Regions from separate parts of the Homo sapiens genome. Here regions 1 and 3 are each linked to region 2. Evidence: chromatin loops called from intact Hi-C (ENCODE). Cell type or tissue: heart left ventricle. All regions are shown on one strand. Links, peaks and the distances in the headings refer to the core of each region. The heading gives the core; the rest is flanking DNA.

What was found. A loop is a pair of places that touch in the nucleus more often than their neighbours do. Peaks named below come from ENCODE experiments on the same cell type or tissue, not always from the same donor. Only the 100,000 strongest peaks of a DNase experiment are listed, where the experiment ranks them.
Region 1: it touches region 2 in a loop (2.2-fold over the local background); 2 of 110 quality-filtered maps call a loop at or near these places.
Region 3: it touches region 2 in a loop (2.4-fold over the local background); 4 of 110 quality-filtered maps call a loop at or near these places.

The regions. Positions count from the first base shown.
Region 1 is chr15:73,738,176-73,748,244 of GRCh38, reverse strand. INSYN1 (inhibitory synaptic factor 1) reads left to right here. Exons shown (of 3, transcript NM_001039614.3): 3 at 7,603-10,069. The coding sequence ends at 8,328. Among named protein-coding and RNA genes, the nearest start is that of INSYN1, 10 kb to the left of the region's middle. In heart left ventricle, for the core only: no CTCF peak of the experiment used is centred there; a DNase peak (open chromatin) is centred at 5,074.
Region 2 is chr15:73,869,159-73,879,227 of GRCh38, reverse strand. TBC1D21 (TBC1 domain family member 21) reads right to left here and starts at 5,664. Exons shown (of 11, transcript NM_153356.3): 1 at 5,459-5,664. The coding sequence starts at 5,518. LOC102723657 (a long non-coding RNA gene) reads left to right here and starts at 5,693. Exons shown (of 6, transcript XR_932455.3): 1 at 5,693-5,933; 2 at 7,125-7,285; 3 at 8,112-8,476; 4 at 8,616-8,751. In heart left ventricle, for the core only: a CTCF peak has its summit at 5,133 (motif pointing left); a DNase peak (open chromatin) is centred at 8,087; H3K4me3 peaks cover 413 bases; H3K27ac peaks cover 564 bases; H3K27me3 peaks cover 477 bases.
Region 3 is chr15:73,795,273-73,805,341 of GRCh38, reverse strand. No RefSeq gene overlaps it. Among named protein-coding and RNA genes, the nearest start is that of INSYN1-AS1, 32 kb to the right of the region's middle. RefSeq lists enhancers at 5,190-5,868, 5,869-6,548, 7,136-8,094. In heart left ventricle, for the core only: no CTCF peak of the experiment used is centred there; DNase peaks (open chromatin) are centred at 4,321 and 8,621; H3K27ac peaks cover 3,446 bases.

The DNA.
Region 1 (10,069 bases), core at 1,401-9,400, 130 kb after region 2:
CTCTCGAGCATATGGCCTGAAATTCACTGAAAGATGAGCCACACCAAAGCACTTCCTCCCCAGGTCCCTCAGCCTCAGTTTGCTCATCTCTGAAATTGGGATGTGGTGATTTGCACTGCACGGTGATCTTATAAGGATTTATTAGGGGCTTGGCATGCAGTGGGCTGGGGGCGCGGGGATCAACACCTACTCACACTCCTAGAAGAGTTGAAGTTCCCTCTCCCACACCTCCCTCGCCCTCGCAAACCCCTACTATAGCTCTGCCACTGGCTCCCTGGGCGATGAGCAAGTTCTATCCCATTGGTGGGGAAAGTCTTTTAAAGGATTAAGTGAGGTGAGGATGTAAAAGTGCTTTGAAAGCTAAAATTGTGCTGCAGAGGGATATGACGGTCAATCGTTAATTAGCCCTTATCTCTCCCAGGCTCCCCAGTACTCCAGGATACCGGGCCAGTCCCAGCAGGTTCTCTAAGCTCCTCAAAGTTCTGTAGATCTTAAGTAAGAGATGCAGAACAGCTCAGGGGCTATGAGCATGGGCTCTGCAGCTAGATGCCTGTAGTTCAAATCTGAGCTCCACCCTCTCCTTAGCTGTGTGAACTTGCGAAAGTTACTTTACCTCTCTGTGCTTCTGTTTTCCCATTGGTAAAAATGGGGAGACTACATTTTAGGCATCCTCCCCTACCCCTGCCCCAGGGTTGTTGCGAGAATTAAATGAGACATATATAAAGCACTTAGCACAATGAGAGGCACAAAGCTCACTCCGTATCTGTTTGATGTTTTTAATGAATTATTCTAAAACTGGCCTGCTCCTCAGCTCCACGTACGGCCTTGTTTTCTGGAATCACATCAGTTTCTTAGCCATGACCAGGGAGGTCAGGACCACATCCTGGCCTCCTGGCTGGGGCCCTTTAGTTTCTCCTGCAGTCAGCAGTCTCACTCCCTGCCAGTGGGAAAAGCAGATAGAGAGTGACAGGGATGGGGGCAGGAAGGGGGTCTCCAATAAGGTGGCCTTTGAACAGAGACCCCACAGAAGTGAGGATACAAGTCACATGGCTATCTAGGGGAAGAGCATTCCCGGCTGAGGGTGCAGCCGGTGCCAAGGTCTCGAAGAGGAAGTGTGCTTGGCATATGCAGGTTCAGCTAAGGAAGCCAGAGCAGCTGGAGGGCAGTGAACAAGGAGAAGAGTAGAGGAAAGGTCAAAGAGGGAGCAGGGAGTCAGATTCCGTCGAGCCATGCACAGCATGCACGGAATTTGGATTCGTTCTCAGTGAGAATCCCACACACTCTCCAGGAATCTGCTGGTCATGTTTCTGGGTGGGAATCTGCCTCCCCACTGCTCCCCTGTTACCCACCCACCAGAAGCTCCCAAAGGCAGGGTTAAGGGCCCCTGTCCTTGGCCCCCAGGTATTGAGCTTACCTTGAGCAGGTACTTGGCCTCCTCATCCTTGGTTTCCCCCTCCCCCAGGCGTCACTCAACATGGGGGCTCAATAGTGATCCTTGCATTAACACCAGTGTCTCCCACATCATCGGTGACTCTTGGGTGGGATATAACTTAAGGGCACAGTTGCTCACTTTGGCCCAAACACCTCAGGAAGATGGAGGGGTTGGCACAACGTTTCCCCAGCCTTGGGTGGCAGTGGAGGATCCCCCACCGGATTTGCCTAGGAAGCAGTCATCCTGGCATTCTGTTTCCTGGCCATTCCATTGTGCAGTCCCATCGGCAAGGGGCTTTGTCTGAAGGTGGCAGGGAAAGCCATAGGCCATGCAAGTGTGAGATAAATGGGGCCCAGCCAGGAAGCAGCTGGAGCAGGAGAGGCTGGGGACCACGGAGCTGCGCCAAAGTGGGTCAGCTCCATCACCTGCAGCTCAGCAAGAATTGCGTGGATTTTTTTCTTATTATTTTTGTTCACGCCTTCCTTTCCTCCCTTTTCCCTTTGCCTTCTCCTCCTCCGGACAGATTTACCAAAGCTCCCTGGCCAATTAGGCCAAATTGCAGGATGAGAGCCATGAATCACGATCAGCTCGCTGCCCCTCCAACTCCACAGCCCCCCAAGAAGATAATAACGTAATCACAGAATTAAAAAATAATCAGTGGTCATAAATAATGCAGAATCCCCAGTTATGTAACCAGCTGCCTTGGGGAGCTGGGAGAGAGGGAAGGAGGTGGCAGCTTGTCAGGGGAGGTGAGGTGGGGCAGGGTGGGGGGTGTGGTGGGGGGTCCGGGGGTACAGGATGCTGGTTCTGGGACTACAGGTCCTCAGTCCTAGCTCTAAGGCCTTAAGGAACACAGCAAAGCTTCCACTGGAGAGGGGGCTCAGCCAGGGCTGGAGAGAGGGTTGGCGTCTGGCAATATAGGATTGTCCAGGTCTATGGAACTCTTCCTCAGAAAAGAAGCCCCCAGCAGTTTTTTTGTTTTGTTTTGTTTTGTTTTGTTTTTTGAGACGGAGTCTCGCTCTGTCGCCCAGGCTGGAGTGCAGTGGTGTGATCTCGGCTCACTGCAAGCTCTGCCTCCTGGGTTCACACCATTCTCCTGCCTCAGCCTCCCGAGTAGTTTTTATTAAGCCATCTGTCTCAACTCATCACTCATCCAACAGCTGTGTTTGCAGAATGTGCCGATCCCTGTGCCGAGCTGGGGATGTAGCGGTGAGCAAGAGACCTAGTCCTGCTCCTCATGGGGTTTACTGTGTAGTGGGGAGACAGACATCAACCACGTTATAACATATAGGTGCAAAATTGTAGCAGTGTTAAATATTGTGTAACATTTTCAGGAGAGGTGCAGGGTGCTTTGAGAGCCTTTCATAGGGAACCTGACCTCAGCTGGGGATCAGGGAAGGCTTCCTTCTCGAAGTGAAGACGGAGTGAGTAGGAAAGGAGGGAGGGCGTGTCAGGTGAGGCCCAGAGGCAGAAGTGAGCTCGATGGAGTGTGAGTGTGTAGGGGTGGTGAGGAGGCAGGCCTGGCAGGGTGGAGGCTGCTTGCTGGAGAGGAAAGGGGGTGGGTAGGGAGTTATGTTTGGGAGGCTTAGGAGTTTGGGGAGTATGGAAGGGCTGGAAGCACAGGGGCAACGTGGACCTGTTGGCTGATAAGAAAGTTCCCTAGGTGCAGCATGAAGCAAGAGCTGGGAGGAAGTTGCTATCGGTGGAAAGACTAGATGGGTGCAGTTTTTCAGCGAGGGGCGCTAAGGCTGTGACCAGGACAGAGGTTGGGGACACCTCTGGCACGAGGTTTGCAGGTTCTGCCACAGCCCTCAGTCCTGCCCTTGCTCTCTAGGGCTCCCTCTTGGTCTCTTCAGAGCAAGTCATTCTTGGTCTTAAGGTGCAATGCCCAGGAGTCAAGACTCACCCTCTGGTCCCAGCTCAGCTCCTCCCAGTCTCTGAGCCTCATTGCCCCCCTCGGCAAACACATTGAGACAGGTGGACTCAACAGTGCCTGCAGTCCCTTCTGGCTTGGGGGTTGTCTGATTCTGTAATTTTATGGTTCAATTTCTCTCTCCACTCTCTCTCTCCCCCTCTCTTTCCTTCTGTGTATATAATTATTTCCATGCACTCCAAGACAATCCCAAATTACATGTAGGCAAAATGATTATTAAACCTCAGGGAAAAATCACAGATTTCAAGACATCCAAAGCAGAGAGCAAGACAAGACTGGGGTCTGCTCCACACCTGCCCTCACCATTGGCCCAGGAAACGAGGCACCAGGGAAGAGCAGTGGGGATTGTGAACTGACCCAGGCCCCCCACAGAGAAGCTGCATACCCTTGGGCACATGGCTTCCCTTTCACATCCTCACTATGTCATTCATCAAGTGGTGTGACCTGTCTCACCTAATAGGTTGGGCCAGATTTGCCTGTGGGCCTCATAGCCAGTTGGTTTTTAGAACTTCTTCTGGTTCTGTTCTTTCTGGAGACAGCCCTAACTTTGGGCAAAATAGGTACTGTCCATGTGCTAGGTTTTGAAAGGCCTGGCATGTCCCATTATTCTGCCACAGGCACTGGAAATTCTGCCACAGTCACTGGACCCACATCAGAGGGTCATTCCTTTGGTGCAGAACTAATTCCCACTGCTCTTAGGCCTGGTGCGGGGGCATGATCACATGTTAGCCCCCAACGGTGCATTGTAGATGTTGGTAGTCTGCCTTGTTCCATATGCTGTCCAAAGCGCATTAAGCCATTAAATCCTCACAACAGCCCTATCAAGTAGGTATTACTAGAATTCTCCTTTGATGATGAACTTAGGCACAGAGACGTTGAGTAACTTGGCCAAGGTCACACAGCTGGTAAGCAGTGAAGCCAGGGTAGGACTCCATGTCTGGCTCCAGAGCCCAGGTTCTTAAGTATTTAGCTATCTTGACTCTGTGACACATTCATATCTGTTAAATTTTCTTTTTCTTTCTTTTTTTTTTTTTTTTTTTTTTTTTTTTTTGAGACAGAGTCTCTCTCTGTTGCCAGGCTGGAGTGCAGTGGCGCGATCTCGGCTCACTGCAATCTCCGCCTCCTGGGTTCAAGAGATTCCTCTGCCTCAGCCTCCCGAGTAGCTGGGACTCTATGCACGCACCACCACGCCCAGCTAATTTTTTTAATTTATTTTTATTTTTTAGTAGAGACGGGATTTCACCATGTTGGCCAGGATGGTCTCAATCTCCTGACCTCATGATCTGCCCGCCTCGGCCTCCCAAAGTGCTGGGATTACAGGCATGAGCCACCACACCCGGCCCATATCTGTTAAATTTTCATCACCCTGGGTGAGGAGGGGAGTGTTACTTCCTTTTATAGGACAGGAAATCAAGCCCCAGAGGGGGATAATCATCTGCCTAAGGTCTCTCAGCCAAGAGGTGGCAGACGTGGGACTCGGGAATGCAGGCCTCCCTCTTTCTCTTTCCTCCATCCCCCCAGGTTGGAACCAGAGAGGAGTGTACTAATAAAGAAGAGGAAGGGCTTCTTGGGTTGGGGGAGTGTTCCAGCCTGAAGGCTTGGGCTCCTGCCATGTGTACCCTGGATCTTCCCTGCCTGAGGCCCAATGGTGCTTGTCCTCACTAAGCATCAGGAGACCCAGCTTCTGGGCCCAGCCTGGCCTCAGCTGACCCTGTGAGGTCACAGCCAAGTCATGCAACTCCAATTCCTACTGGCATTCTGCCCCGCCCTCAGGCAGCAGCAAACTCCACAGCTCTGGCTTGATCAGGGGAGTCTCATTTGAGGGCATAGCTGCCCCAGAGGTGGTGGGCCTCTCCTGAGGCCATCAATGCCTTGAATTGCTGGTCTTCACCCAGCTTAAATCTCCCAGTGCCCTAGGCTAGTGGTTTTCAAAGCAGGTCTCTGGACCAGCAGCAACAGCACCTGGAGGCACACTAGGTAGGCACCTTCTCCAGCACCACCCCAGACCAGCAGAACCAGAAACTCTGGGGAGTGAGCTGAGGGACACTCAAGTCTGAGTGTCCCTACGCTAGGCCAGTGCTCCCACCAGCCCTTGGGTGGAGCTTGGGTTGAGCAAGGGCTTCTGGGAGATAGGAGTTTCTCTGAGGTTCCTTTGGGGCAGGAAGGCATCATCCTGGGAGAAGCACAAGAAGAAGTAGCCAGATTGGAGGGTAGGGCCCTATCCCTGCCGCCTGCCCAAGCCCAGCAGTCACAGCAGCACTTCATGATGGTGTGCAGTTTTGCAGGGGGCCGCAGGGGGAGATTCTCAGCTTTCCAGGGACTAGTGCCCAAGACTCCTCATCTGTAGACACAGGAGATAATGATCTCATGGGTGGAGGTGAGCACTCGAAAGCATGGTGCATGGTAGGTGCTCAGAGATGGGAGGTGGTGTCATTTTCATCCCCAGTGCTTTGCAGAGTCCTTTTGCTGCCCTTCTCACTGTCCTTCATGAAGCTCTCATAAGGTTGGCTGGGATTGTCATACTCACTTGGTGGTCTGGGATTGTCATACCCACTTGGAGGTGAATGAGGTTGAGGTCCAGAGAGGTTCTGTGATCTTCCAAAAGACACACAGAACAATGTCAAAGCTAAGTCTGGAATCCAGATGTCCTGATTCCTCCAGCTCTTCTGGAGGCCTCAGCCAAGTGGTTTCCCCACTCCTGGCCTGGGCAATGGTTGAGGGGCCATCCCTAGGCATCAGCACCCAAGCAGCCTCTCAGAGTCATTCCTATAAACAGAGTCCTAGAATCTCAGACATGGAAGGAACCTTGGAAATAAACTAGTTCACCCACCCTCTTCGCTTACAGACTGGGCAACTGAGACCTACAGAGGAAAAATGGTTGACCAGGTCTCCTGCATCCAGCCCCTGACTCCTGATCAAGTAGTCTTCCCACTGGCCCAAGCCACTCTGGCCATCACTTTTGTCCTTGCTTTCCTCTCACTTTGGGGCACTCACTACCCCCACTCCTTGCCAAATACTAGCACATCCCTGGACAGCAGCAGCCCTTAGCAACTGTTTGTTGAATTAAGGACTTAATGAGTTAATTAATTAATTGCCTGCTCTGACCCCAGGTTGAAGGGCGCCAGAGAGGTGCTGGGGGCTGGATTCTGATCTGGATGACTCACTGTGGATCTCTTGGTCTCTGTTACTCTGACTCTTGGCCTCGCTGCTTTGTTTTCATTGTTTTTCTGTTTTGTTTTTGGTTGGAATCTTCTCTCTCCCTTCTCTTGCCCTGTCCCATCCCTGTGTCTCTGACTGGATCTCCCTCTTTCCCTCACTGTCTTCCTCCCTGATTTATGTGCTGACAGTGGCCACCCAGGCAAGGGAGTGTCCCAAGCCAGGGCCTTCTGTATAGAAGCCAAGGGCTTCACTTTATGCGAGGCAGGCCAGGGTGGAGTGACCTCCACAGCTGAGCTGCCCCCTGAGTGCATTGAACAAGCAGCTCTGGGCCCAGAATAGATGGCTTCTTTATTGCTTATCAAATAATGCTTGCTTTATTCCTTCTCTCAACAAGCCAGGATTGATCTCCACTTGTCAGTGGGCAGGGAAGGGGAAGGAATGAGGAGGCTCCGGGAGATGGAGATGGGGGTGGGGTGACCCAGCCAGTGCTGTACACCTGGTGTTCTTGCCGTGAGGGATGGTGGAGACCCAGGGGCGACAGTCACCAGTCAGCTGCAAGGACTGGTCCAGGATGCTTTAGAAAGCCCACACAGGGTCTTCCTTGTGATCACCCACATCATTTCCTCTCTGAGGGTGCATGGGCTGCTCAGCTCTTTGTGGAATGGGCTTGCTGGAGGCCCTCAGCCCCTCTGAAGTGGCCCCCTCTCAAACTAAGGAAGATTCATCCCTGATCACCAGGGCTGCCCCCAGAGCAGCTGCTGTGTTTGAGAGACAGGGGTGAGTGAATGGATGGTGTGCAGGGCTGGAAAGCAGTTCCCTCTCCCCCAGGGCACTGAACAGTGGTAAACAGACCTTTGGGAAGGGCCGGAACAAGCTCTGTCCAGCCTGATCTGATTTGGGCCCTCCACAGGGCAAACCAACCTGTGACCTCCAGGCCAGTCACCATCCTACAGGCTCTCCCCTGTCCAGTACGCTCATCAGCCAGGGGTCTACAGGGATGGGGTGGAGACACACTCACACCTGGCTGATGCAGGGACCCACCTGGCCCCTCTCATCTCCTCTCCCCTTCCCTGGTCAGGTGGTGAGCCAGATCGATAAGCTAACCTCGGACTTCGACTTTGAACTGGAGCCGGACGACTGGACCACGGCCACTGTGAGCAGCACCTCTAGCAGTGACAAGGCGGGCATGGGTGGCCCCTTTGACCTGGGCCACCTGGACTTCATGACAGCCGATATCCTCTCAGACAGCTGGGAGTTCTGCTCCTTCCTGGACGTCTCTACCCCCTCGGACTCCGTGGATGGTCCCGAGTCGACTCGGCCAGGGGCTGGCCCTGACTACCGCCTCATGAATGGTGGCACGCCCATCCCCAATGGGCCACGAGTGGAGACCCCAGACTCCTCCAGTGAGGAGGCCTTTGGTGCTGGCCCCACGGTGAAGAGCCAGCTGCCCCAGCGGACCCCAGGGACACGGGAGAGGGTGCGGTTCAGTGACAAAGTGCTCTACCATGCTCTGTGCTGTGACGATGAGGAGGGGGACGGTGAGCAGGAGGTGGAGGAGGAAGAAGTGGGCTTGCCCCCTGAGCCTGCCCATACAGAGGCCCATGCAGGCCCCCACAAGCCCTCCCCAGCCCCCTACAAGTCACGGCGCTCTCCACTGACCAGCCGCCACTCAGGCTCTACCTTGGCCCCTGAACAGACTCGAAGGGTCACGAGGAACAGCAGCACCCAGACAGTGTCAGACAAGAGCACGCAGACGGTTCTGCCCTACACAGCCACTAGACAGAAAGCCAGGGGGAAAAACTAGGGGCCGGGGAGGGGGCCGGGGGCGGTGGGCACATAGAGCTATAAATAAATATATATATATATATATATATATATATATTTAAACAAATGAAGTCATAATAAAATTTAAAAATGCTAAGGATCTGGCCCCACAGGCCCCAAAGCTTTCACAGAGCTCCTCTTAGACATGAAGATGCCCATTGGCCTCCTAGGTCCCAGGAGGTGTGGGCAGGACTGCCCTTCCTCCGTTCTCATTGCGGGGCTCCTGAAGGGGGTATCTGAAAGTATGTAAAACTGATGGGAGGTCTGATCCTCCTTTTGCTAGCCCCTGAACTCTGTGGTGGAGTCTGGCTGATGGCCAGGGCCATGTCCTAGAGGGGACTCCCCTGCAGGAGGCGGGCTCTAAAGGGAGTGGTGTCCCTTTAGGCCAGGGTTCACAGTCGGGGTGGTCTGGAGACTGCAGGACTCAGGGCCTGGGGGTGGCATCAGTCTGGCCAGGCCCTGCGTCACTTGCACCCACCATCCTTCTACTCCAAGGCAGACTTACTCGGCTATACACAGTCCTGCCTCACCCCCTTCCATCTTAGGGTTGCCTGGGACATAGGGGAATGGCAAGCTGCTCCCATGGCGCAGGCCTCCGTGCTGGGATGCTGGGCATCCACAGAGCCTGAAGGATCGCCTGGGCTGGGCAGGGGTTTGATTGGAGGGTCTGGACCACCCCCAATCCTTTCAGCTCCCATTCTCAGCCTGATTCTGAGACCAAGACCAAAACCTCAGGGCAAAGCCTCAGCCAGTCCTGGCGTGGCCCTAAGCAGACCTGAGATCTGTGCGAGGAAGTAGGCAGCCACTTCCATGGGGCTAAAAATTAGGGCCGTAGACAGGCTCCTGGCCACCTTCACCAGGTGGGCAGCCTTGGAAAGGAGCCCAGTGGTCCCCACTCCGTCCCGATGTCTCCACACCCAGCCCCTGAGCCCATCTCAGCAGGTCCTGAACAAAGATGAGGTTACAGCCTAGAGGTACCAGGGCTTCATCTGGGGCATGGCCAGCACAGGGACAGCAGCTGAATATCCTTGGGATAATAATGACAATTATATTGCTCACATTTATTGAGCAGGTCTCTATGCTACTTCTATGCCGAATACTTTTTATAGCAGCATCTCATTTAATCACCACAATAACCTGATGAGACAGGAAGTATTATTACCCCATTTTTCTTTTTCTTTCTTTCTTTTTTTATTTTTATTTTTTTTATTTTTGAGATGGAGTCTCGCTCTGTCACCCAGGCTGGAGTGCAGTGGGGCGATCTTGGCTCACTGCAACCTCCACCTGCCAGGTTCAAGCAATTCTCCCACTTCAGCCTCCAGAGCAACTGGGACTACAGGCATGCGTCACCACGCCTAGCTAATTTTTGTATTTTTAGTAGAGACGGGGTTTCACCATGTTGGGCAGGCTGGTCTGAACTCCTGACCTCAAGTGATTCGTCAGCCTCAGCCTCCCAAAGTCCCGGGATTACAGGCGTGAGCCACTGTGCCCCCACCTATCCCCATTTTTCAAATGAGATGACTGAGGTTCAAAGTAGTTCAGTACCTGCCCCAAAGCCACAAAGCCTGTGCTACTCTGCCCCCAAGAATTAGTGATTTCCAGGCTGTGCCTGGCTCTGCTAGCTAGCAGCTGTGTGACCTTGGCAAGTCCGTTTGCCTCTCTGAGCCTATCTACCTCCTCTGTATAATGGGTCTGGTAGTCTTCACCTACCTCACCAGCTG
Region 2 (10,069 bases), core at 1,303-9,302:
TCAAATAAATAGATAAATAAATAAATGAAGGCAAAGCAGCATTGTTAACTAAAAATAAGAGCCTACAGGCTCCAAATTGGGATAATTTCTACTAACTGTATATTTGATGGAAATGGATTGAGAAACACATTTTTAATAACTCATGTATGCCCTGTCATCTGAACCAAAATAGGACACATGGGCCAAGAAGTTACAAATCTCGGTGTGGGCCTAACCCTGGGAAGCAGGGTCTGCCCTGATGTGTTCCCCACCTGCATAGACACTGCCACTCATCAGAGCAAGCTTTCTGCCCCTCTGATTGTCATCATGTTCTCCCAACCTACACTCATTCAGAAACTGCAACACTCAGCATGCAATGTGGCAGGAAGCAGAAGGGAACAGGCAAAGCTGGGCTGTGTCCCGGGATCCTTAACTATAAAAGGAAATGCTTTAACTTTAGAAATGCATTTCCATAAGGATTTTAGTCAATTTGTCCATTTCTATAATAAAGGCAGCTGTGATTTTGGTGGAGACTGTATTGAATCTGTAAGCCAGTTTGGGAGAATTGATGACATTATTGAGTCCTCTGACCTGTGAACACAATATATTTCTCTGTTTATGTAGGTCTTTTAAAATTTCTCTCAGCAGTGTCTTGTAGTTTTCAGTGTCTAGGTCATTCATATATTTTGTCAAGTTTATCCATAAGTATTTCATATTTCAGATGCTACTGTAAAAAGTATCATTTTAAAATTTAAATTTCTAATAGAAATACAATGTACTTCTATATATCAATCTTGTATTCCTGCAACCTAGTAAAACTCACTTAGTAGTCGTAGTGGCTTTCTTGTGGATTCCATGGGATTTTTGACATAGACCAGGGGTCAGCAAATTATGATCCATGGATCAAATGTGGCCTCCAATCTGTTTTTCTAAATAAAGTTTTATTAGGATACAGCCACACCCACTCATTTTTGTCTGTGGCTGTTTTCATGCTATGATGGCAGAGTTGAGTAGTTGCAACAGAGACTGCGTGGACATAAAGCCAAAAATTCTATTGTGACCTTTGCAGAAAAAATTTGCCAACTCTGACATAGATGAGCATGTTCATCTGTGAGTAAAGGCAGTTTAACTTCTTCCTTTCAAGTATGAATACCTTTTATTTATTTTTTCTTGTTTTACTGCACTGGCTAGAACTCAAGTGCAATGTTGAATAAACGTGGTGAGAGAAGACATTCTTGCTTTGTTCCTCATCTTAGAGGAGCAGCATTCAGGCTTTCACAGTTCAGTATGATGTGAACTCTAGGCTTTCTACAGATGCCTTTTATCAGGTTGAAGACAGTCCCTTCCAGTTCTAGCATGCTGAGAGTTTTTAATTAGGAATGGATGTTGGATTTTGTCAAATAATGTTCTGCATCTGTTGAAATGGTCATATGGTTTTCTTTTTTTGAGTTTGTTAGTATGGTAAATTATATTGAGTACTTTTGAATGGTAAGTAAGCCTCACATTCCTGGGATAAGCCCCACTTGGTGATGATATACTATGCTTTTTATACATTGTTGTATTCTATTTGCTAAAATTTTATTTAGAATTTTTGCATCCATGTTCACAAGAATCATTTGCCTGTGAGTTTCTTTTCTTGTAAGATCTCTAATTTTGGTATCAGGGTAATGTTGGCCTCATAAAATGAGTAGGGATTTCTTTTTTTTTTTTTTTTTTTTTTTTTTTTTTTTTTTTAGTTTTCTGGAAGTGTTTGTATAGAATTGGTATTATTTCTTTTTAAAATATTTGGTAGAACCAGTGAAGCCATCTGGGCTAAAGTTTTCTTTGTGGGAAAGTTTTTAATTGCAGATTCTATTTCTTTATTAGATATTAGGATGGAGTCAAAAGAAATTGCTTTATTTTTTACTTTAAAAATTAGGAATTTATAGGAACAGGACATCTTCCAACTCACTTTAAAAAATAAAAGCAAGCAATATAGGAAACAACAAGGAATTAATAAAAGTATAAAGCATAAAAATGATAGAAACCCAAAGCAATTAATTATGAAAATAAATGCATTTCATTCTCTTATTAGCTGTAAACATTAAAAAGCAATTGATGATGTGCCAGACACTGTTCTAAGCACTTTACATATATCAACCCATTTAATCTTCGCAAATATCTATGAAGTGGTAAAGTTCTTGTACTGTTTTACAGATCAGGGAACTGAGACCACAGGAGGGTTAATTAGCATATCTGAGATTAGATACAGAAAGTATCAGAGCTGGAGTTTGAACCCTAAGCTGTTTGATGCAACAGTCAGAGGCTTAACCCTAATGCCATGCTGGGGGTGGGAGGGGCAGTGGGAAGGAATTAAAAGGCAAGGATTTTCCACTCAAATAAAAAATATGTATCTTACACAAGCTGTGAACAAAAGAAATACCTTAAAATCAAATGCCCTACAATGATTAAAAAATAAATGACGAACAAAGATACGAAAAAAAGTCAAACACAATGGAGAGGTAATATTGAAATTAAAGTAATATGCACCGCACACCGTAACAAAAGATACAGCATCAACGCAATAAGGCAGAAATAATTAGAAACATCACAAGAAGACATCTGTTGAGTATTCAGAGAATTTGCATTTCTAAACCTCTACCTGTAACAATTGGCCATCTGCCTACTTTGCCGTGGTTGAATTTGTTTATAAAAAGTCACTGCTTCGGCCGGGCGCGGTGGCTCACGCCTGTAATCCCAGCACTTTGGGAGGCCGAGGCGGGTGGATCACGAGGTCAAGAGATCGAGACCATCCTGACCAACATGGTGAAACCCCTTCTCTACTAAAAAAAATACAAAAAAAAAAAAACAAAAATTACCCGGGTGTTGTAGTGGGCACCTGTGGTCCCAGCTACTTGGGAGGCTGAGGCAGGAGAATGACGTGAACCCAGGAGGCGGAGCTTGCAGTGAGCTGAGATCGCACCACTGCACTCCAGCCTGGGTGACAGAGCAAGACTCCGTCTCAAAAAAAAAAAAAAAAAAAAAAAAAAAAAAAAAAAAAAAAAAAAAACCCACAAAAAAAGTCACTGATTCTTCCTTCTAGGAAACTCCATTTCTCTACACCCACCAGTTCCCTGTATCTCTCCAAACTTCAGCAAACTATAGGCCACCCACAAGACTATCTCAGACACTTGCTAGCAAGCCAAGGACCAGAACAAGAAGGCTGTTGACCCGCAGAAGGCAAAGGGGGAAATGTCACTTAGAAGCCCTCTCTCTACATGCACACCACCTACCTGCCTATGCTAGAAATCAGAGAATGTGTATCTGGGCTCCTTTAATGTGACGGAGATTGTCAACACAGTGGCTTCTCAAATCAACCTTCATCTTCCCATATTCCTCTGTTCTTTGCTCAACCAACCTAATAACACCCTTTTCCATACACTGGGTATAATGACCTGGTAATCCGGGAGGGGAAGTCTGCAGTTTGCGAGGGGGCTGGATACCCTCCAGCTCTGCAGTGGTGCCTTTCCTAGTGTCCTGGGAAGCGTACTGCTAGATAGAGCAGCTATGGAAATCTCCCACCTTCAGGGTGTATCTAGGCAGGTTAAAGTTCTACATCAGCAAACCTGAGGAAGCCTTGGCCATTCTTCCCCTGGGGAAGGGGACCAGAAGTGGGAGCCCTAAGTGGCTCAGTCCCTCTAAAAGTTTCCTGCTGCTAGAGGCCTTGGCTTCAGGCATAAATCTCCTCTCCCCACTGCATCATTGGGTTAGGGGTTTTCTCCCATATTTTCAGTAAAAAAAGAAAGCCTTTGGAGGACAAGAAAAACTTTTTATGAGGGTTTTAATGCCAAGTTTCTCTGAATACTCATAGCCACAGAACCTCCAATAAAGCCCAGGGAAGGTCATTGACTTTGCTTAAGCTTCCCTCCCTCCCTCCCTCCCTCCCTTCCTTCCTTCCCTTCTTCCCTCCTTCCCTCCTTCCTTCCTTCTTTCTTCTTCTTCTTCTTCTTTTTTTTTTTTTTTGATGGAGTCTCACTCTGTCGCCCAGGCTGGAGTGCAGTGGCGCAATCTCAGCTCACTGCAACCTCCACCTCCCTGGTTCAAGTGATTCTCCTGCCTCAGTCTCTTAAGTAGCTGGGATTACAGGGACTCACTACCACGCCTGGCTAATTTTTTGTATTTTTTAGTAGAGACAGGGTTTTGCCATATTGGCCAGGCTGGTCTTGAACTCGCGACCTCAGGTGATCTGCCCGCTTCGGCCTCCCAAAGTGCTGGGATTACAGGCGTGAGCCACTGCACCTGGACAGGTTCTCTTTTCTACTCCAGTTCACCTGAGGACAAGATAGACTCCCAACCGTAACAAGGGGTTCCCACTTCAGCAATTATTACCAACCCAGGTGTGGAGGGTGTATCATCAGTACAGCACCGTGATGAAGAAAATGGTTTAAAACAGTGGTTCACAAAGCTAATTGTGCATCACAGTGCCCTGGAGGGATGAGTTACAAAAAACACAGATCTCTGGGCTTCGTCTCCAGTTTATTGGTTCAGAAGATCTGGGGCCCAAGAGTCTGCATTCTTACAAGTTCCCAGTTGGTGCTAATGCTGCAGGTTTGGATGCCACACTTTGAGAATACTGAGTTTTGCACCCCACCTGTCTGGGTCGAAATACAACTTCTGCCACTTAACAAGCTGTGTGACTGTAGGCAAGTGACAAAGTCTCTGTGGCTCCATGTTCTCATTTATAAAAGGAAGACAACAGCATTATTCACTTCATAGAGTTGTGATGAGAATGAATGACTATAAATAAAGCATTTAGAACATTCATCGTACATAATAAATGCTATGTGACAGTTTATTTTATTAGCCTTCTCTAAGCTCAGAGAAATGAGAAAGATATAAAGAAAATTTAAAGCAAGGCCTGGTGATAATTTGCCATAAAGCAGTAACATTTAAAACTCAGGGAGAGGAGTGTCCATTTTGCATTTTTATGTATCACTCTCTTAATCACTATGATTAATGAGACTTAAGATTGGCTAAAGTTATTGTAATTAGTTATGATTTTGAAAAAATACCGTGTGGAAAATTTTTATGACTGAAGCCGACTTCTAACAAATAGCTGTATCTTGTAAACTGGGTTTAGAACTACCTACTAACAAAAGCATTACTGCCACCTGGTGGCAGTATACCAAAATTGTTGGCAAAAAGCACCGATGAAAATCTATCAGCATCTTCAGGTTCGCACCTGCAAACCTACAACTCAATAAAGTTAGAATAGCACATATGTGGAGAAGGTTTTGCTGGCTTGGAAAGAAGGTGAAAGGGGGCTTGGATGTCTCAGTCCTGTCCTTGGGCTGATGGTAAGAGTAAGGTACAACCGCCCTTGCTCCACCTTCTATGTTAGCTCAGGGTTCTAGCTTTTCCTACCCAGCAGGGGAAAATGGTCCCAGTGCCAACCAGAGGCTGGGGAGGGAGGCACTCAGAGCTGACAAAGAACACGCACCAGGATGAAGGAGGCTGACTGTCTGGCAGAGAGGCTGTTTTCAGGAGAGAGGGTGGTCATGGCCCCTGCTGTCTTCCGAACAGCCTCTGATCAGAACTCACTTGGAGCCCTAGTGATGCTTAATCCTTTTCGGAGATGGGTTGCATTCCCAGGAGGAACTGGCTGCTCCTGACCTCCCACACTTGAACAGAGCCGGCCAGCAGTGTGTCACAAGTCCCCTGGAACTCTCATCACAATGACCTGGAACACGGGAACACCCACCTTTAGAGATGAGACACAAGCAGGAGAAGAGGGATTAAACCTGCTAGTTTTGGAAAAAAAAAAAAAAAGGAAAGAAAAGAAAAGAAAGAAAGAAAAACAAAAAACAACAACAAACAGAAAAATGCAAAACTGCAGAACACGCAGTGGAGGTTGGATTCAGAGGACATGGGGATCAGTGTGGGCTGTGCTGGTCAAGGAGGGCTTCCAGGGAGAGGTGGGCCATGAAGCCTTGCTCTCTATCTCTGACTCTTCCTCTGGACTCTCTTAGCTGGACTCCCTCCCTATTCCACCAGACCAGTGCCCAAAGTTGGAGAATAACTAGAAACCAGGCTTCAGATGTCTTGGGTACCAGTTATAAAGATTCAGAATCAGTATGTCAGTGCTGGGGCCTGGGGGGCTGGGGAATGTGTTTTGATATGCCTCCTGGGGTGACTTAGCTTCAGCATTGGAATGGTAGCTTCTGGGGTGGAGATCAGTTTTGTTTAGCTTTTTATTTGGAGCACTTACGATCGTGCCTGAGTAGCTGAGTTAATGATTTAATTGAATGGGAGAATAAATGAAGCTGTCTTAGACCTCATCTCACTTCCCTCTCTGTATGTATGACAGAGATTTGTGCCTGCCCCATATCACCTCCTACCCTGAGTTCCTTTAGGCCAGGGTCAACATCAGATTCCTCTGTGGTTCCCTCTCCCAATGCCAGTTCTGCCATCACTTGGCACTTGGTAGGTGCTCAATATTTGTTGCATGGACCCAAGGAGTTGGCTCTGCTTGGCTCCAGCATCACTCTTCTCCACCTTAAGCATTGCTTGCACTTCTACTCAGGTCCCATCTGGCTCTAAAGCATCCTTAGTCATTAGGAGATGATAGTAATTCGACCAACCAAATTGGAATCAGGAGCTGGGTGTTGGAATTTGGACTCTGACCTCAAATTTGGATGCTCCCCGCTTCTGAGCTACAGATTCCCCAGACATGAAATCAGAATACAGTCAACCTCTGGCTTTCACCTCCTTATTAACATAATGAATCACTGTCCATATGGAGTCTTCCACGGACACAATTCATTGTCTCATTTACTGTTTCTGTTCTGCTTGCCTGCGGCACTGCAGAAGGCCTTTTAAATCAAAATGCCTTATTATCGGCCTCTCTCCTCTACCCACTACCCTAGCTCAACCTAGGAGAGAGTTAAGAGCCTCTTCCCTTTGATCTACTGCCCCTAGGTCTTCATGGAGTGGGAGGTGGGCAACGTTGAGTAGGGAAGGTGTGGAGTAAGGATGGGGCCCCTTGCACATTAGGGTGGCTTCATTCTAAGGTCTGCAAGAAGTTTCCAAAGCAAATGTTTAGAGCAAGAGACATAGACATCATTTAGGATTATCTATGTCTCTGTTCTTCCACATTAACCACGTAGGCAACTGAGGATTCACTGCAATTGTTCCTTGAGAAGATGAGGATCAGGTCGGGAATTGGAAACATCTGAGGGCTCAATTCAACCTGGCTTCTAAAACGAACATGGTGAACATAGATCAACTACTGAACTTCTTTTAACCTCTGGCATCCTATCTGTGAATTGTAGGTGATAACCCTTCCCCAAATGAGCCAATACAGTTTAGTCATATTACAAAAGCCCCATAGCAACCACATGGAGGCTTAATATTCAAACAGAACTGCAGGACTCTGTAACGGAAGCAAAAAGGGCTTTTATTCCATCCCTCTTTCTTCTTTTTTCAGATTCTGAAAGGGAATTACATGTGTCCATTTTTTTCCAGGGCTGAATGATCCTTACCATGTCCATTTATTTACATAATTGCCCAAGTGCCTTGGTTTCCCATATATTGCTTTTCTGTTATGCATTTTCTCATCTCTGATGGGAATCCAGCTTTCTGCTTTAAACTTCTATACGTGAGGATTCTTCAGGGAAAATATTATTTTAGGTGTTTGCATTAAAGAAGTCCAAGGAGGGAGAAACCCACTCAGTTCATTTTTCTCTGCTGAATCTGGCTGTCCATTAGCTGATGTGGCTGGCATGAGGAGGGAGAGGAGACTTGGAGTGGCCTGGGGAAGACCTCTCATCAATGAGAAAGCTCATAGGCTTTGGTGCCAAAAAGACCCGGTTCAAATCCTGGCTCTGCTGCACACCAATGATATGACCTAGGTTGAGAAAGGCAGTCTCATGCATGTGGTTTTTTAACCTCTGCTCAGCCCCATACAAGTGGCCTTGAGCCAAAAACACTTCCTTACCAACAGATAAGGAGCTCTCATAGCTTGTGCTGGGCTTATCGCCTTACGTGGGAATATCTTTTTCCTGTTTCAGACTCAGCGTGTACTCTTTGTTCTGCTTAAGCTTGTGCGTCATGTGGCAGGCACCTGGCCAACCCCACTGTTATATCTGTTCCAGGTGGGGAGGAAACAGGGTCCACCCGCTGCTGCACAAGAGGGGTGTGTGCAGACCGTCACCTTGTGTCTGCTGTAGCAGGAGACCCCTGGCCATGCGGGACTGAACCCATGATTGCAGCTGATCTTACTCTGTCTCTTCTCTGTGTGAGTAAAGTGTTGTTCCATCTAGTGCCTGTGTGAGTCGTGTCTTTCGTGGCGACACCTATAAACCATGGAGTGGGCTGACATCCTGGTTCTGCTGCTCCTGGTGGCGGGCATTGTTGTGCTGTTTGCCGTCCTCTACACAGTGCGAATCTTCTCTACCCTGCCCGAGTCTCGGCATCTCCACATGTGCCATGAGGATGGTAATGCTTTACAGAACTGAAGGTAATTGAAGCATGGCCCTGGAGCGCAGGAGGCACCCAATGTGTGGTAGTTATTATTATCTTCAGCATCGCCAGTATTATTACTAATGCCTAGGACTTGTCCACAAAAATCACTATGAAAATTTACTTCTGTGAACTAGACTCACATCAAAATGCTGCCTGCTTCCATGAGGCTTGTAGTGACATCCATGTACAAGTTCAAAGACCCTCTGAGCCAATTTCCACTTCTCTGCATGTCTCTGGGGACCTAGGGGACCAGGATTACTATAAAAGCAGGTAAGGCCAGTATTAAAAAGCAGGTTCACTCCAGTTCCCTTCATGTCAATGCAACAAGACACAACTTTGTGAAATGCCATGCAACTGTATCCCTGTTAACAAGTATCAACCCCTTCAAAGGATACCTACCCATGACTGTCTCAGTCTGCGGCACTCTAGATCTTGATAGAAATCACACGCATTCTGATTTTATTTCATTGCAAAATGCCAAGGATCTTCCATGCCAAAGCTGCACTTTTCTCTTTACCCCTCTTTGTGGAGGACCAGGGTAAGTTTAGATTTTTGGCTTCAGGCTTTCTGCCCTCAACTCCATGGAGCATGGCATTTCTGACAATGCTGGAGATGGCTGCACGTCATGTGTCACTAGCGTGAGGATAGCAGGGACGGGGAGTGGTGGAGACAGCTCCCTTCTGAGCACCAAGGTAGTTGGATTCCCCAGAGCAATAACCAGCCCAGTCACCCTAGAAATCCCCTAACCTAGTTGGAGGGCTAAGGAGTTACTGCACTTTGGGCCATCTCTAAGGTCTTGGGGAGCCCACCTCCTAGGTAGCTCTCTTGCATTCCAGAAATAACCCATAGGAGCAACTCTGGACAAAAGAGGGACACTCAGCCATGGGCAGCTGAGGCAGAGCTCCTGACTACTCTTTCCACCCAGTCCTGCTCCGTGAGGGGTCTTCCTCATGGTTCTACCTGTCACCTGTCCCCCAGCCCAGGCTCCTGGGTCACCACCAAAGCAGGTAGCTCGGACTCACCAAGCCCAGGCTATGCCTTTCCTGCTACCCATGTCTCCTGTTCATTTAGTCCCCAAGTCTCCCTCTTGCCTGTGGACCTCCCCACCACAGCTGCCTTTTACTGGGCACTTGCTATATACCTCCGGTGAAGTGCTTTACCTAAGTGAGTGCCAGCCTTGAACACTATGAAGTCAACAGAAGCTCAGAAAGGTTAAGTAACTTACCTGGGATCATCCAGCCAGAACATGGGGAGCCAACAACCTTCCTAGCTCTGCCTAGCTTTGCCACTAGCCAGGCCGTCACAGTGTCACGTGGAGCTGCCTCCCCCTTCCTGTTGGCAGTGGTGGGCATCGTGGAGCTCCTAGCTGGCTCAGGGGACTGTAATCCTACAGCCCAGTGGGGAGGGGGGGGAGTTTGCTATAACTCCCTCTCCAGGTTTTAAAATAGTTATTCAGTCTAAAAACAGACTATGTGGTGCTGGTTGGAGGTGGGGGTGGGGAAGTATTGCAACCTAGATTATAAAGATGATGGAAAGAGTGAAATGGAGAGGAAAAAGGACAAGAAACTCCAGCAAATGCCAGGGACTG
Region 3 (10,069 bases), core at 1,104-9,103, 74 kb after region 2:
GTCCCCATCCCCGCCTTTGGCCTATTATGGGTCAGGCTCAGACTCCTTCCCATTCTCAGATCCCTGGGTCCTTTCCTCTAGGAAGCCCTCCTGGATTGCTTCCAACAGAGCCCAGTTTCCTACAGGATGTTGCAACTGTGCACCTGAGCGTCATCATTTCACACAGAGCGAGGTAGCAGCTACAGTGCGTGTGCGTGTGTGTGTGTGTGTGTGTGTGTGTGTGTGTGTGTGTGTGTGTTGGGGGTGCTCTGAGGCTTCCCTGCCTCCCTCTCCCCTTGCAGCTGAGCTGGGATGAGCTCCCATAGGTGCTGAGCAGCGACTAGCTCAGGGCTGATTGCTCCATCTTAAATGAGGAGCCGTTTAATTTTCCCAGCGAAGCTTCCTTCAGCAGATGAGCTAAGGGAACACGGCAGGCCTATTGGAGGAGGGAACCGCCAGAAAATAAACCCTGAGCCTGGCTATTATTACTTTTTGTTGTTGTTAATTTATCCCCTGCTTGGCTTCTGATAGGCTCCAAGATGACTAAATAAACCCAGGAATCAACTCCCCACCCTCCCAAACTCAATCTTCAGCAAGGGAGAGCTCAGTCTGCGGCATAAATTAGCGGAAGCCAGAGTGTAAAAATATGATTCTGTGAACAAACAAAAGCCTCCAGTCATGAGACCAGCAGTGGCTGAGCTGTTCCCACTGCCGTCAGCTCTGTTTCCAAGCAATTAGAAGGCAGAGGGAGAAGAGCCCGGCAGACCCCCCCAGTGGAGCTGGGAGGGAGGGAGGGGGACAGGGGGCAGCCCTCCAGCGCCCTGCTGCAGCCCTCCAGATGCTTGGAGCTGGTGCTGGGGCTTGCCTGGTAGGCAGGAGAACTGTCTGTCTGGCCCCAGGCTGCTGGGGGACCCCCTCGCCAACCCCCAAGCATGATTTTTGCCTCTTGGCCTCAGTCTCTTCATCTTTAAAATGAGCATAATAACTCCTGGTGGCTTTTCCACCAATCTGTCATGAGGATTAGACAAAATAAAAGGTTGTAAAAGGTTTGAGGAAAAGCAGAGGGAGGTGAGGGGTGATTGCTGGAACTTGCGGCAAGTCGAGGGGCTGCCAGGAGAAGGGGTCCCACTGGAGAACTAGCTTCCTGCTTGAAATCTCCACCCACACCCATTCTGCAGATGTCAAAAGTGAGGCTCAAGAAGGTTGGGCTTGGCCTCAGTTGACTCTCCAGAAATGGAGCCTGCCAGACACAGAAGTCAGTGGCTTCCCCACTCCACCTTGGAGTCAGAGTGCCTTTGGCAAACTGGAACCAGATAACTGAGGCTAGTGTGAGCTGTGGGCTGAGCTGGTGGGCGAGTGTGTTGGTGACCTATGCCTGGCTCATCTGGGCTGAGCTTGGTGACAGACATGGGGCAGTCCACAGCCTGGCACCCGCCAGCATGGTTTAGACTAAAACTACCCTCCATCAGTTCTCTGGCCTCTTATAGGAAGAAATTCTGATCCCAAGAGGGCCCATGTGAGCAAGCCCCTTGATAGGCATTGAGGACCCTGGAATGGCAAGAGACAGTCCCTGTACCCAAAGGGTTTGCAGTCTGCTGCTGGGGACAGGCTCTTGGGCCACCTTCAGGATCGGCCTTGGATGGACAGTGCTTCCCCTGCCTGCAATGCCAAACTGGGGATTCCAGACATGAAAGGGCACAGAGCCAACATTTACTGTGCCCTGATGCGGAGCCTGGTGCTCATCCTGCACCATCCATCCGGTCCGCTCCATGGAGCCGCCTCTCTGTGCCAGGTATGTGGCAGGGAGCAATGCACAGGCACCCCTGCCCTCCTGGAGTGAGGGCGGACAGGCACTGAACAAAACGAAGCATAAGATGTGAGATGGTGCTAAGTGATGTGGAGAAAAAGAAAGCAGGAAAGAAGGTATGGTTTGAAACCCGACCATAATCCTCAAAATACCCCTGGTTTAATCCTCAAAATGCCCCTCATCTGCCAGTTGAGGAAAGTGAGACTCAGAAAGGTTAAGTAGGTTGGTTGCCCAAGGTCATACAGTAGGAACAGAGGCACTAAGATTTGAACCTGAATGTTCTGATAGGGGAGCTCTTTATTCAAATACCAGGCAACCATCACTCCAAATGACCCTGGAGCAGACAAAAATCAATCAGAAATCAATCTAGAGGGTCCAGCAAAGAAGCTAACAGATCAAGGAGTTCCATTTACCCTGGGCAATCAGGAAGGCTTCATGAAGGAGGCAGCAGCACTTGAGGCTGGTCGGGGAGAGCTCCCTGCCACCTCCATCAGAGGCTTCACTGGGCCTGGTGAAGGGTGCTGGTGCAGGCTGGGGCTGCCTCCTATTTCCCTGCCGGCCACCTTCTCTCAGCCAACCCCTTGCCTTCCAGAGCCAACTTGGCTTAGAAATCAAGCAGGGACAAGAAGTTCCCTTCCTGTGCCAGGCCTGCAGCCAGTCCGAGGCTTTGGCCTCTCCTGCTTGCCTACAGATGGCAGAGAAACCTCCAGCCCCGAGTTCTGGGCATCAGCCTGTTGGCCCAGCAGAAAGGCTGCTGGGGGAAGTTTGGCTGAAAAAATGTAGAGTGAAAGAATTGATTTTTTTTAATCTACACAGTCGTAAACATAAACTGGAAGATACATCTCTTCCTTTATGGGAGACAATCAAAAACACAATACGAGTTTATGGAGGGAATGTGTCTTTCTTATACAGGATATTTTCCCCAAAACACTTGGCAGCCTGAAACCACTCCATTCCAGAGACAAGTAATCAAGTGGAAAGAGAAGGGAGGGAGCGGGATCCCAGGGCTTTATGAGCCAGAGGCCCTACTCTGTTAATGACAAAAAAAAAAGGGTGGCTTTGCTCCTCATTTCCCCTGCCCTGGAGACCCAGGGCCTTGTGAGATGAGCCCAGAGACCCACATTCAACCTTTGGCAGCCAAGAGCCAAGGCTGGGCCATAATCCCATGCTGGATTTTCAGTGCAGCACCTCTGGGCATGTCGGGGCTAGGCCCTGTGCTGGAGCTGAGCACACGGATGGATAGCACTTGATTCTTGCCCTTGAGGAACCAGCCAGCCAGCAGGAAGGGGAGAGATTTACGGAACTGATGCTGACGGTAGGCAAAATGAATCAGGAGTGTGTAGACGTCTTTTTCTTCCCCTTCCCCTAAATCTTTACTTCTCTCTTGACCTGACTCCGGGACTCCCAGCCAGACACCCACCAGTAACTGCTCGATAAAACTTGCCCACTGGGTCATTGAAGCAGGGCCTTCCATGGTGGCAGCAGGGCCTAAGATGTGGTTGCCCGGAACCAAATGTTCCTAACTCTCTGCCGCAGAAGACACTTCCAGCCCAGCCACACTCTGGGATAGGCAGTTCTGTGCAAGTTCAGCATCCGCTTCAAGCACTTGAGGCCAGGGATTCCACTTTCTTCCTGGAGTCCAGAGGAGCCATCACCTCCCTGGAGAAGCCCCCCAACCAATGGGTGATGGTGGCCAATATATAACCCGCCCCCCTGACTTCCGTCCTTTAGGCCTTCAGTCCTGGGAGATACCAGGGGAGTAGAGCCCTGCCCTCCACAGCGGCTTCTCTGTTAATGCTCCTTTATATCAGCTTTTCCTCCTTCCCTGTCTCACTACCCAGCTACCCTCTTCCTGAAATCTCCCAATACACTTCCTGTACCCAAGTCCTGGCCCCAGGCTTTAGGTTCAAGGGAGCCCAATCTAAGAAAGCACCCCACCACTTCCATACTCCCCAACAGACAAGATCTCTGGCCTGCCTAGCACCTCTGGAATGTGCTCAAGATAGGTATATTCTCATGGCAAAGGAGAGAGCCCAGCCTCAGTTGGAGGAGACGGGGAGAGGACAGTGGGCCTTCTCCTCCTGGAAGCCATCCCTCCCTCCTTTCCAACTTCAGCACAGATGCCAGGCTCTGGAGCCCAGCGAATGAGGCAGGGCCCAGCTCCACAACCACCTATGTGACCTGGGCAAGTCACTTAATCTCTCAGAGCCCCATTTTTCTCATCTGTAAAACGAAGATGATGACACCCATGCTGAATAGCTGTGAGAACTGGATGAGGTCATGTCTGGGAGTGGATGCACAATCCAAACAGAAACGCATGAACCACTATTTGTATGAATTTCATCTCCCTAGACAGACTGCCAATTCCTTGAAGGCGAGGCCCTTCTTTATTTTTTCCTGTCTCCCCCACAGCTCCAGCATGGAGCTAGGTACCTAGCTCTCATTGAAAACTCCCTGGATGGAGCGGGGATTGGCCCTGAGCCCTGGGCTCCACTCAGACTGGCAAAGCTCTGCATGGCCAGATGATGAGGGCCATTCTGAGCGTGCCTTGGACTGCACAGAGCTGGCCTGGCCCTATGCCTGGTGCCAGTGAGAGGACAAGTTGCCCTCCCAAGTTGGGAACGGACGGTGGGCAGGCCAGAACCTGGAAGAAGTGGTGCTAGCTGACGCAGCCATCCTACCGTCCTGAAAAATCCAGGATGACAGTGTTGGGGGCTTTCATCAGCCCCAAGCTCTTTTTGAGTAAAGGGAAAAAATTGGCTTCCACTCCAAGCCCAACTGCATCCGACATCTGGCAGCTCAAAGTGAAGTGACTCATGCAATCCTTAGATACAAGGAAGTGGGGGGAGGAAAGAGAGAAGAAGAAGAAAATCGCACAGAAGGAGGGAGGGCAGGCAGGCGATGTGGCCCCCAGACAAAAGAATTAGCCAGAGTGGAGAGCAAAGGCTGGTCACATGCCCAGGTGACAGTGAGTTGCCCAGCCTTTGTTTTGTTCACCCAGCTTTGGGTCTACTGATAGGACCTCTGGCACCAGGCACTGCTGACCTAAAGAGACACAGGTTTTGACCAGCCCTGGTAGGATAAGAAGTGACCCTGTGGATAGTGAGCAGCCTGTCACCGGAGGCATGCAAGAGAAGCTGGATAAACTCAGGTAGGAGTGTGGTAAAGACTCTGGCTAAATAAGTCTTGGAGAGATTGAAAGATAGCGATGTCCCGTAAGACCCTGAGGGGAAGGGTGGATAAAGTCATGGAGATTACAGAGCCCACAAGCCTGGTTGTCTGACTGCAGGGACAGAAGCCATTTCTCTGTCCATGCAGGTGACAAGGGCAGGCAGTGTGAGCTGGAGGGGTCTTCTTCAGCTTCCCCTGGGACCCAGGCCTTGGTGACCTTCTCTTCTCCAGTATGATTGCTCTGGGAGTTGCAGAGAGGACTGGAGGGCAGCCTGCAGTGGGGTCACCTCTTCAGGGAGCTCAGAGCATGGCAGGGGAGGAGCAGCAGGCCTGTGGACGGATGAGGGAAGTTTCACAGCACCCCATTTGTCTCGTCAGAGCCAGTCTCAGGTTCAGGGTCACACAAGGGAGTGAGAGGTCAGCAGGTAGATGCGATCACGGGAGAATTCTTGGAGGAACCAGAGCCCTTGGAGCTAGTTCTAAGGGTTGGGCCCAACTATACATAAAAGTCCAGTCAATATCAAGTGAGTGTTAGAGAGACAGAAAGATAGAAAGTGGGGGCAGTCATTCCCGCTGGGAAGAACTGCTGAGCAAAGGTGCGACCATGGGGAAGAGACTGGCCTGGGCTGGGAAGGGAGGTTGAAGCAGGAAGTCAGGGGCTGTGAGGTCAGCCTCTGTCTTTTCTAGGTCTTAGTTTATGCCTCTCTCAGGAATGTCTTTTCAGGGTTCCTCCCGTGTGGTTGGAAACCTCAGACAATGTTTCCTGCCTGCTCTTCCCACCCAGCGGGAGGGCCACACACCCAAGCAGGAGGTGGGGAGGGTGCAGGCAAGTCCCTCCTCCCTGGATCTCCCACTTCCCACCTGCACAAGACAGGTTGAGCTGTGCAGTCTGCCAAGGCCCTTCTAGCCCAACTGTATCCAGATTCTTAGGTCTGTGGCCAAAGTCAGACCAAAGCAGAGGTCACCTCTTGGCCCACTTAGTGCAACATAACTGCCAGCGCCTTTGCCTCAGCCAGATGGGTCCAATTCCACAGTGGCCTGCGGGTCCTCAGCACCCCTCCCCCACCAAGTCAGGCATTACCTCCTCAGCCTGCTCTCCAGGAAGGCCTTCAGAGTCATCCTCACCTCCAGACCTTAGCTCACTCTGCAGCCCTTCCTGCTAATGTCCTTGCTCCTCCTCTCTGAGCAGAGGGCACAGCCTCCAAGGGCCAGAGGAAGATCCACACGGTGTTCTTTCATTCAGCCTTCCTGACAGGCTGGGAGCGGGTGCTGGGCGGGTCCTGCTCAGGATCTGCCTTGAGGAGCCCCCATCCCCGCTCCTTTAGGGCCCTTCGCTGAGTGTTCCGTTTACAGGGGCCTCGTCCCCTCTGAGCACCAACAGGCTGATGTACTTTTGTCCTCACCTGCTGTTAATCGTGCTCTGCTGTTAGGTTCGCTTCGTAGGAGGGCACCGTGTGGACATTAGGAGCATGGGCTCAGCAGTCAGACCCCTGGGTTTGTGTGTGAGGTCCCACTCCCCAGCTGAATGATCATGGGCAAGTGAGAGCCCTCCCTACACCTCAGTGTCCTCATCTGTAAAATGGGGATAGTGATAGTGCCTATTCCGGGGTTACTATAAGCAGTGCATGTGACTATGTATGTAAAGTGCCAAGTGTGGCACCTGCCATATCACAAGGGTTCCATGTCACTTGGGGTCAGTGTTCACATGTTACAGTTGTTAGGACCCAGGCAGGTCCCTCTCCATGTGTCTCCAGGCTCCCCAAGGGCAGGGCTTTGGAGGGGTGTGGAGGTGCAGAATGCATGGTTGAGGGGGTTGTATCATAAATGTACTTTGGGTTATTTCACTGATCCCTTGAGTCCCATTGACTCCCAGGGGGTCTGAAGGAAGGGGTGGCAGGACAGATGAATTCTGAAGTATGGAAAGCAGAGTTTGCAGCTTCCCAGAGGGGCTCCTGGGGAGCTGGGGTGCCTCATAAGCCCTGGGATGGGGGCCCCTGCTAAGGATGACGCGGCTTTGCCCACACTGGGCCTCATTCAGTGCCGGGAAGACTGAGGGAATGACATCGAGGGACAGGCAGGTGCAGGCTCCCTGATCAGGCTCCCCAGGCCCTCAGTCCCTGAGCCCATTAGTCAACAAATGTTTCTAAGCACACTCCAGGCTGCTCCCTTGGACCAGGTTGGAACCCCAGGACCCTGTGTCTACCTTACTGCAGACCTGGACTTGTGATAGAGAAGGTAGGGGGTCCACCAGGGAGGGGGCCAAGCCAGGAGGGGGCATGAACCACACCCCTGGAGAAAAGGTGGCTTCCTGGGACTGGTATTCTGGCTTTGGCCTGTTTCCTTCCTAAGTTCCCCCAGGGCCCAGAATGGGGCCTGCAGTTGGCAGCTGCTCAGTAAACCTCTGTTGAGCGAATGAATGAATGAGTGAATGAATGAATGCATTAATGAATGAGTGAGTGAAAGCCAGATTTGTGTCACTCAGCAGAGCACACCCATGGGATGCTCCCCCAGCTCCCCAGGAAAGCCCATCCTCTCCAGATCCTCCCACTCCCCCAGCCCCTGACCCGGCCCAGACCCTCTCCCTGCCCCATAAGCAGCCACGGTCTCTGCCCCACTCTGACCCTAGCCCCCGCTCCTGCCAGTCCTGCAGCCCCGAGTAGACTTCCAGGCAAGCCAAAGAGGGACGTCAACGTGCGGGCTTTCTGTTGTCACTAGCTGGCAGGTCTCAGGTAATAGCGCCTGTGGAGAACTAGCTACCTTAGCCAAAGAATTTGCAAATGCATGCCAGGAGTGGGTGGGTGAGCAGAGGATGGCAGAACGCCTCGGACTGGCTCCTTCCATGGGCGCCCCACTCCCACAGCAGGGTGGCAGCTGGGCGAGATTTCTCCCACACTCTGAGAGCTCCTCCCTCAGGACAGGCTGCAGAGGCAGATGATGCTGTCCATCTCTGGCCCCTTCCTGTCCTGCAACTCCCAACCACACTACTGGCTACCCCCGAGTGGCACTACCAGGCTACTCCTGAACTAGAGGAAGGGCAAAGGGAGTAACTAAGGCTCAGACCAGGGACATGTCTTGCTCCAGATCAGATAACAACCTGCCTGTGGAGCTGGTAGACAGACAGATCTACCTGTCTGTCTCCCTACCAAGGGGGGAGGTAGAGATTGCTGGGCAGAACGCACAGGCGACTAGCCCAGGAGAGAAGCTGCACCCACAGACCCTGTGGTCGCACAGACCCAATGTTGGCACCTCAGGTCAAGGAACAGCTGTGGGAGGAGGGGAGGGGCAGCTCCCCAGCCATCTAAGAGTGTCTCAATGGCAGCTCCCCGCTTCCCAGAACTAAGGGTGTCAAAGGGGCTAATTGTTTTCCAGCTAGGGTGACCAACTCATCTGTTTGTCTGGAACTTGGCTGGTTTTTGCATGTCCAAACGGGCTCCAGTAGAGGCCCTGATGGGCCACTTGGAGCTTGCCGCATTGTCCTGTCAGGACCCTCAGTGGCCATAATGAGACAGTGACAAATGGGGCATCTCTGGTAGCCCTCCCCAGAGGATGGGCCAAAGTGCAGGCCTCTGGCCTCTGAGGGAGCAGGCCCAGGGCCCGAGGCACAACTACTCCACCATGGCATTCCTGGGGCAATTGGCCAGCACGCCCAGCCAGGCTCAGGCTGCCCTCTGGTCCTCTCCTCAGCTGGCTCAGTGCCTGGTCCGACAGGGGCTGAACATCTCTAACTGGGTCACCGCCACCCCCACCTTCACCATCGCGCCTCCATCAGAGATAGCGTGTCAGCTGCAATTAAGAATTTCAAGTTGCAATTAAAAATTAATTGGAAACCGTAGGTTGTTTATGTCTCTCTGACCTCCGTCACCCTTATGGGGGAAGACAGGTGAGAGGAGGAGGAGGACTTTTTAGAGTGGGTATCTGTGGGAGGAGGGGGGCCTCTGAGCTGGCATAGGTTGCAACGGAGCAGATTTCTCCTCGAGGCTAGAAGGAGTGACATCAACCAGCTGGCCTTGAATGCCACAGTCCCTGAATTCTTTGAGAGCCCCAGAGCATGGAGATCTGTGGGTGGGAGAAGAGAGAGACTAGAAGGAAGGCATAGAGGAGAACTGCTGGCAGAGCGAGGCCTGGAGGCAGAGGTCAGGATAAAATTTAGGTCTGCAGAGGGCCATAACCAGGAGGTGTTCTGGATCTCAGGAAACAGTGGCCTGCAGGAATAAGAGAGCGCTTCCTGGAGGAGGAAGGAACACTAGACCTGGAAGGGCCAGCGGAGGGCACAAGCCTTGAGGAAGACAGGCAGAGGAAACAGAGTGAGGCACTGACAGCCAGCAGTGTGCGCAAGGAATTGGGACCACGTAGGGCGGCTTCCTCAGATCCTCATGAGCTGCACCTGTTGCAGGGTGGGAAAGGTGGGGACCTCCAGCCTCCCATTCTCTGAAATGGCCCACATGGTCTCTGGCCCCACGTTCTGCCTGCCAGGCCCAATGTGCAAGGCTCTCCGTCATATTCTTAGGATGAAAAGACTGAGTTCACACTCCTCGCCCTCCCACCAGGGCTTGGTATGACCACAGTGATCTCTGTGTCTCCAGGTGAAGGTATTTTGCCTGCTCAGTCCCCTATGGACACCGAGGCCAAAGTCCCCTTAGCATTGTCATCTTAGCTGCTGCCTTCAGGTGATCCCTGTTCCCTCTACATCTCTCAGCTGGCCCTTCCAGGTCTAGTGTTCCTTCCTCCTCCAGGAAGCCCTCTCTCATTCCTGCAGGCCACTGTTTCCTGTGATCCAGAGCACCTCCTGGTTATGGCCCTCTGCAGACCTAACTTTTATCCCATCTGTATTGGTAATAAATCAGTCTAGTGTTCCTTCCCCATCCCCACTCAGGACTCGGCAAGAACAGGTACTGGGTTATTTTCTACTCCATGATGCAAATACTTGATCTAACAGCAGTAAATGCAAAAGGGCTGTCAATAAAACACATTCTAAATGCCAGGTCATGGGTTTGTACCTCAAAGCCCCAGACACAGTGAGCAACAAGGACTAAAGCCTGGGTGACAGACTAAAACAATGATTGAGTCTGCTTACTTGGAGAATGTCTATGGCTTTTTCTCCCCCACAAATTG